Linked DNA regions of Homo sapiens: region 2 is linked to region 1. A link is a contact called in ENCODE Hi-C or POLR2A ChIA-PET data. All regions are on one chromosome and are shown on one strand. Each heading gives the region's core, a stretch centred on a gene start or an enhancer-like site at or near the end of the contact. The rest is flanking DNA. Distances are from core to core; before and after follow the strand shown.

Region 1 (3,701 bases), core at 327-2,826:
GTCATCTAGGTTTTTAAGTCCCGCATGCATTAGGTATTTGTCCTAATGCTCTCCCTCCCCTTGCCCCCCAACCCCTGACAGGCCCCCGTGTGTGATGTTCCCTTCCCTGTGTCCAGGTGTTCTCATTGTTTAACTCCCACTTATGAGTGAGAACATGCAGTGTTTGCTTTCTTGTTCCTGTATTAGTTTGCTGAGAACGATGGCTTCCCTGCAAAGGACATGAACCCATTCTTTGTTATGGCTGCATAATATTCCACGGTGTATATGTGCCACATTTTCTTTATCCAGTCTATCATTAATAGGCATTTGGGTTGATTCCAAGTCTTTGCTATTGTGAACAGTGGCTCAATAAACATATGTGTGCATGTGTCTTTATAGTAGAATGATTTATAATTTGGGTATATAATACAAATAAATATAGCATATTCTTGCTAATGGTTATAGAGTATACCACTTTTGAAAGTATATGAATGAGTTGAATTAGTCACGAATAGATGGTCATTTTTGTAGCTTCCTATTTTTCACTATTGTAAACAGCATGACTCTAAATATGTGCTTGTACATATGCTTTTGTTTGTTTGTTTTAAGACAGGGTCTCACTCACTCTATCGTCCAGGTTGGAGTGCAGTGGTACAACCTTGGCTCACTGTAACCTCTGCCTCCTCGGTTCAAGTGATTCTCCTGCCTCAGCCTCCAGAATAGCTGACATTACAGGTGTATGCCACCACACCTGGATAATTTTTGTATTTTTAGTAAAGATGGGGTTTCACCATGTCGGCCAGGCTGGTCTCAAACCCCTGACCCCATGTGATACCCCCACTTCGGCCTCCCGAAGTGCTGGTATTACAGGCATGTGCCACCATACCCGGCCCATATGCTTCTTTGAATATGTGTAGTCTGAAAGGTGAATTGCTTTGGAGAGAAAATACTGGGATTCAACCTTCTGTCCACTTGGCAATTTTCTTCCATTCTTTTCCAGTCAGAGATTTCTATGCCTAGGAGGGTAATTGACACAGAATGACAGCTACTATTTTCACTGCTGCTTTTCCTTTTTACCTGCTTCTGGGGAGTAAGGGAGAGTTGAAAACTAAAATGGATGTACTCTCTTGCCAAAGTGGGAAGATTGTCATGAAGGCCAGCTCAAGCTTCAAGACAAAAGCTACTAATAGTGCTCTTGACATCATTCTTAGAGAGAAAGAAGATGCGCTTACTGATTGAAAAACTTGGCAGTTTTTAGCAACAAGGAAAGTTGGTGAATTTTCCCAGGTTAAGTGTGAAACATGACAGAGCTTGGGTGAGCTGCTCTGACTCCTTATTCATTGTTGCTATTTTCTTTTTTTTTTTTCTTTTTTCAAATTATACTTTAAGTTCTGGGATACACGTGCAGAACATGCAGGTTTGTTACATAGGTATACATGTGCCTTGGTGGTTTGCTGAACTCACATCTGAACCGGTCATCTACTCATTGTTGCTATTTTCTATGAAGCCCCAACCCCCTGTGATTTCAGTATAAACACCATACAGCCACCCACACCCCACCGGCTCCCTATGACTCAGTCACATGCTCATCCCCGAGTCATTAGAGAATGGAAATCATGAGCAAGATCTGGCTCACACCCAGGGAGTGACAAAGCATGTCCAGAAAATCAGGGATTCCCCTTCTGCCAAGGAGGCGCGAGTGGAGACAGCCAATTCTCCATGGTCAGGAGGGGGATGTTTCAAAGCTCCAGGCCTCTGAGGTTGGCAGAACTGCATGTTGTTTTGGGAAACTGTGCATTGCAGCAATTGTGAGAGAACAGAACTGTCTTCGAGGCAAGAGAAATAACAGAGCTGAAATAGACCATGCAATAATGGTGAACTGTAATCTCAGGTTTCATTGGTGCCATGATCTTAATTATAAATAGTATTTGAAACCCATTTTTCTCCCTCTTTAATGATAACAACTAAGTTTGTTAAGTAGTTACTCTGTTTTAGGCACTGTCCTAAGGGAATTAGAATACTATAAGTATTTTGGACAACAATTTGATCCTCAGGACAACCCTTTTGATAGGATTATTGTGATCTTCACTGAAAATTGAAGAAACTGAGTCTCAGAGGCTAGACAAGGACTTTGTTACACAGTTAAGAGAGTGTGAATCCCAGGCTTTGTGAAAGATTAAAATAAGCACAAAATAAATGCATGTTACAAATCATTACTGAAAAGGAGCAAATGCATTTAACCTCAAAGTTAGCTCGCAGTTTCTGAACGTCAAGAATCTGGAAGCAGCTTAACTGCATGGTTCTGCTTCAGAGTCTCTCATGACATGGCAGTCAAGTAGTCAGATGGGCTGTCGTCTCATTTGAAGGCTTGACTGGGGGAAATTCATTTCAATGCTTATTCATGTGGCTGTTGGCAGGAAGTCTCAGATTCTCACTATGTAGGTCTCTCTTCAGGGCTGCTCCCAAAATAGCTCCCCCCACCTGCCCCCCACCCCGCCCCCCACCATGATCAGTTGAAAGACAGAGAGGAGAGAAGAGAGCAGGGAGGAGGGAGAAGGGAGGAAGAAAAAAGGAGAGCAGGAAAGGGGGGGATGGGGGAGAGATAATATACCTGCAATTTCTTTTGTTATCTAATCTCAGAGGTGAAACACCATCACTTCCGCTGTATGCCATTGGTGAGACCAACCCTGGTATAATGTGGGAGGGAACTACACAAGGATAGGACTATTAGAAACTGGTTACCATAAGAATACATCTCTCCGCTAGAAAATCTTTGTGGTCTTCACGTGAAACAACACACCAAGGACCTAGTATCCTTTATTTTTTTCTCTCCATCCATCACTCCGACCAATGTCAAATATATACAATTGGAGGGAACATTTCTTGCCAAAGAATGAGGAGCTTCTATGTTGATTCTGCATGGGAATATCACCCGATAAACTTTGTTCCTGTCAACTCAGTCTCCTTAACAAATAGGCAGGTAGCATTGTCTTCCCTTTTACCACCTTGAATCAAGGATGCTGGTTATTCTAACTCCAATTCCATCTCGAAGGTTAATTCTCTACCTTGCTCTGCCCTCTTTGTGATGCACACAGACTATGAAACTCATGTTCCCTTACCCCGGCTTTCAGTTGGGTTTGACCAATGATAAACACCAGCAGAAGACTGAGGGTGGCAAGAGAGAGAGCTTGGGTATCAATGCCTCTACTCCCTCTCTGCTTCTGTATTATATATCTGAAAGGGTTTGTGGCTCCCCATGTCTACATCACTCACTGGGTGACCTCACCTCCATGGCTCCAGCTTTCACTGGACTCCAAGGGTCCTTTTCCTCCCACTGCCCCTTGTGTTCCAGGGTTGGTGACAACTTCCTGCTGTTAGAAGTCCCTGATGGTGCTTCATCATCCATTTCTGGTTCTCCTAACTCAGCTCACAATTCTGTAAATAGCCCTTATGGAAATGTCTCTCAGTTAAACAGCTGAACGAATTTTTTTTTTTTCTGCTGGGATCCTGGCTCCATAGACAATGAAATGGGCTCTGACTCCCACACCTTTGTTTCTTCACACTTCAAGACGATCCTTTAAACATGTATAAGTGTACAGAAGGGCATAAGGCTCACTTTCGTAAACATGGGATTTGAGAAATCCCTCGAGACATATTATGGGGTATGAGGATTCACATGACCTAGGATTCACATGGCCCTGACCACCACATCAACCTCGCAG
Region 2 (3,982 bases), core at 761-3,260, 34 kb after region 1:
TCACTGCACCCCAGCCTGGGCAACAGAGCGAGACTCTTGTCTCCAAAAAATAATAATAATAATAATAAAACAAATATACAAACAAAGAGATGGCACTTAGCTTGGGCCTTAAAGATGAATAGTTTAAAATAGGAAGAAAGCAATTGAAGATATTCTAGGCAGAAGACATATAAGCAGTAGTGGGGGAGATGGAAACTCTTCTGAGCAGCATAGAGATTTTTGTGTATTAGAGTGGAAAGAAATGTGACTGGATATATATTAGTTAGGGCAATGCTAGTTTCTGTAATAAACAAATCCTCAAATCTCATTGGGTCACACCCATAAAGTATATTTTGAGCTTACATAAAATCCAAAACAACAAGTATTATTAATCAGCAGGCAGCTCACTTCCAAGAGGGGATTCCAGAACCAGGTTTCTTCTGTCCTGTGGATTTCGCATTGCCTAAAGTCACACAGAAGAAGAAAAAAAAAGCATGAAAGCATGGTGGACTCCATATGGACAATGTTTATGCGTGAACCATATGGTAAATGCCACTTCCACCTATATTCATTCTAGGGTCAGAACTCAGGCGCATGACCACACCTCCCTGCAGGGGGACTGGGAAGTGCAGTCTAGGTGGGTGGCCAGGAGGAAGAGAATATGGCTTTGGAGACACGCTGGTCAGACTCTCCCACAGATTGGTAAGGTTGGAAGAGATCCCAAAGAGCCTTGAGTACCAGGCTTGGTTCTACATATTGTGTGACTGGATCCCATCAACTAAGCCCACAGCTCCCACTGCCAAGTGGTGTTTCAGAAAACAGAAGCTGACCCAGGAAAACATGACCACAAGTAGAAAGGATGTCAGGGAAGGGCTGAGGAACATCCTGGGAAGATCCTAAGCCCGCAGAGGAGCAACACTTCTTTTGTGCATAACCTTGGCACCAGAAAGGGGCTTTCTCCAAACCCAGGCATTGTCAATTTTAAGTAGTTCTTGATTCTCACACAAAAGTCACTGCTGGCCCAATCTCTTCTCTGGCAGTAGAGCACATGGGGAAGGAAGGAAGGAGGGAGGGAGGGAAGGAAGGAAGGAAGGAAGGAAGGAAGGAAGGAAGGGAGGGAGGGAGGAAGAATAGAAGGAAAGAAGGGAGGGAGGAAGGGAGAAGTGAGAGGGAAGAAGGAAGGAAGAGAGGGAGGAAGGGAGGGAGGAAGGAAGGAGGGAGAGGAATGGAGGGAATATTATTATTTAAAAATGCTTGGAATTTGTAGTACCAGGGTTGGTCTCATTGCATTCTCTCCTTCTGATTATAGGACAACCTGGTTTTTAGGAGCCTAAGGGGTTTCCCAAGACCTGAGACTTTTAGTGGTAAACCTGGGAAAGTCCCAGGCAAACTTGGACAAGTTAGTCAACTTAGCTCTGACATCCGAGGAACATGGGTCCAAATTCTAGCTCTCCGCTTGGTAAATGTGTGCCTTTGGGCAAGTGACTACGTCTCTATGAGCTTCAGTTTCATCCTCTTTAACATATGGATGACAAAATGACCACCCCCCTGGGTTGGTGTGAGGATTGAATGAGATAATGCATGTAAAACACTTAGCAATGTGTCTGGCATATTGAATACACTTCATCGGTGTTGAATGGGGCTCTCTTCTTACTTTAAGTGGATCTTGGTTAAGCAGAGCCCCTGAGAGGTGAGGTTCTTCCTGGGAAGAAGAAGAGGCAGGGGTGTAGCCAAGGACAGAGGCCTTCCTCTCTGTTTGGGTCCTGGGGGGTTTCCGGGCAGGTGGTGCTCAGATGTACAGGGAATCCCAGCTGCACGTGGATGTCAGCTCTTGTCAGCAGGGAGATCAGGGCGAATGGGGCTCAGATGAGGAGAGAGGAAGGCAGCCTGCCCAAGAGTTTCTGATCCCAACTCTCACCACCAAGGGAGGAAAGCCGGGGCTGTGGGTGACATGATAAGAAGGCCCTGAGGAACGTTCAAAGTTCGCCCCTTCCTCCTACAGGAACCAAACTTTAACAGCCAGAGCCAGGGAGTGAAAGAGAAACCAGACAAGTGAGTCATTCGCCTTTAAACAGGCCACATTGTCTTCAGAAGCAGGCTTTGAAATTGTGCATGTGTAACCACAGTAGAGAGGGTTTGGGCCCCCTCTGTTCCTGCCTGAGGGTAAGCCAGAAAAAAGAGAAGAAATGAAAGGGAGGGGGAAAAGAAACTAAAGGAAAAAGATGGGACTAGGAGAAAGTCATGGGAGAGGCAAGAGAGGAAGAACTTTAGGACACAGGAATGAGCCAGCCATGCACTTCGATATTCCAGCAGGTCTCATGCTTCTCAAGGTTGTTGAGGACACTGACGATGCACAATGTTTTCTTGAGCAGTGCTCCGGGCCGTCATTCCTGTGCAGGATCATATTTCATCTTCATAGTCGACTTCCAACATTAGAGGTGAGGACACTGGGGCTCAGTGAGCCTAAGTAACTCATCCAAGGATACACAGCCAGTAAGTGGCAAAGCCAGAATTTAGACCCAATCTGTGATGTCTAATAATAATGTTGGAAATGTGACAACTATTAATAACTTCATCATCCAGGATGATATAAAGCCAAAAGGGAAGGATGAAACAATATGGGAATACCAAAGACAGAAAATACCGAATGTCCGGCCTAAAGCAGGATTTCTCAATATCTGCACTATTGACATTTTAGCTGGGCAGTTTTTGGCCGTGGGGGCCTGTCCTGCATGTGGTAGGACATTTGGCAGCATCCCTGCTCTCCCCGCACTAGATGCCGGTAGCAGACCCTCCCCCAAATGTGGCATGACAAACAGAAATGTCTCCAGACATTTTCAAGAATCTCCTGGGGACAAAGTCAACCCCTGTTAAGAACCATGGGCATACAGGAAGGTATAAAGAATAGTCATTAATATGCACAGGTGCAATGGCTTACCCCTGTAATCCCAGCACTTTGGGAGGCTGAGGTGGGCAGATTGCTTGAGCCCAGGAGTTTGAGACCAGCCTGGGCAACACAGCGAAACCCTGTCTCTACAAAAATATTTTTTATAAAATTTGCCAGGCATGGTGGCACATGCCTGTAGTCCCAGCTACTCCAGAGGCTGAGGTGGGAGGATCACTGGAGCCCAGGAGTTCAAAGCTGCTGTGAGCCATGATGGCACCACTGCACTCCAGCCTGTGCAACAGAGTAAGACCCCATTTGAGAAAAATAATAATAATTAATTAAAAATAAAATAAAAGTAGTAATGACTATGAATTGAGAGTCAACTAAGTGTCCTGTAAAAAGCACTTAATTTCATTTAACACCTCATTGAATCCCCTACAAGAACCCTATGAGGTCGGCTTAGTACTTCCATTTTCTAGATCCGGGACCTTACATAACACGCCCAAGTTCACACAGCTGGTAAGAGACAGAGCTGGGATTTAAACCCAGGTCTATACACGCCTTTCCCCTATACAGATCAGAGAGGGAAACTAAAGATGGGAAGGGAGTGAGCCCAGGAAAGAGACAAAGCATCCCAATGCCAGGTAGTCAGAAAAGACTCCGAAAATGCAGGGAGAGATCCACCATGTGGCCTGGTGATGTTACGCCATTGCCGGGACGAAGCCTTAATCTTTAAGCTGCCATATCACAGGCAGCCCCAGTTCTCCCCTCTGCCCCCTAACCCACCGCTTCCTGTGCAGTGTCCTGCACGTGAGTCCACCCTCTCTCTTCCCTCTCTCATATCTCATAAGAAGAGACAGTGTATTCTAAATGCTGTGATTTATGGGGAACAGCCACTTCCCGTGACCATCCATCTCTCTTCACAGGGACACATATGTTGGGGAGCATCTATCCCCATCATTTTCTGCCAGGAACCAATGGGCCGGGGAATTCAAGAAATGCCCCTAAATTACAAACGAGTGTGGGGGGACCTTCCTCTAGAAACCTTTTCCCCAAGCCTGAGCCTTGCTATAAATCACCCTGTAAGCATCACACACCGCCATAAACCGCAGATGT

What was found. A loop is a pair of places that touch in the nucleus more often than their neighbours do. ChIA-PET counts read pairs that join two places held with the same protein, here RNA polymerase II (POLR2A). Pooled maps may share reads with other maps.
Region 2: a loop to region 1 is called in a pooled map, with 2.6 times the contacts of the local background. The contact joins two enhancer-like sites. A Hi-C loop is called at or near these places in 2 of 168 maps with a recorded cell type or tissue (MCF 10A and mammary epithelial cell), 3 of 37 single-sample maps with no recorded cell type and 6 of 50 pooled maps. POLR2A ChIA-PET finds 5 or more read pairs at or near these places in 4 of 52 experiments (BJ, IMR-90, MCF 10A and 1 more).

Annotation. Positions count from the first base shown.
Region 1 is chr12:115,340,020-115,343,720 of GRCh38, forward strand. All of the region lies in intron 2 of LOC124903082 (a long non-coding RNA gene), which reads right to left. Among named protein-coding and RNA genes, the nearest start is that of LINC02463, 540 kb to the right of the region's middle. RefSeq lists an enhancer at 850-2,049. Within about 2 kb of position 1,577, at least 8 of the 41 ENCODE cell types and tissues checked have a DNase peak (open chromatin) inside an H3K27ac peak, as active enhancers do; they include PC-3, where a contact is called at or near this core.
Region 2 is chr12:115,373,446-115,377,427 of GRCh38, forward strand. LOC105370003 (a long non-coding RNA gene) reads right to left here. Exons shown (of 4, transcript XR_945389.3): 4 at 66-442. Among named protein-coding and RNA genes, the nearest start is that of LINC02463, 510 kb to the right of the region's middle. RefSeq lists enhancers at 1,259-1,368, 1,579-1,798, 1,817-2,317, 1,869-1,958. Within about 2 kb of position 2,011, at least 3 of the 41 ENCODE cell types and tissues checked have a DNase peak (open chromatin) inside an H3K27ac peak, as active enhancers do; they include PC-3, where a contact is called at or near this core.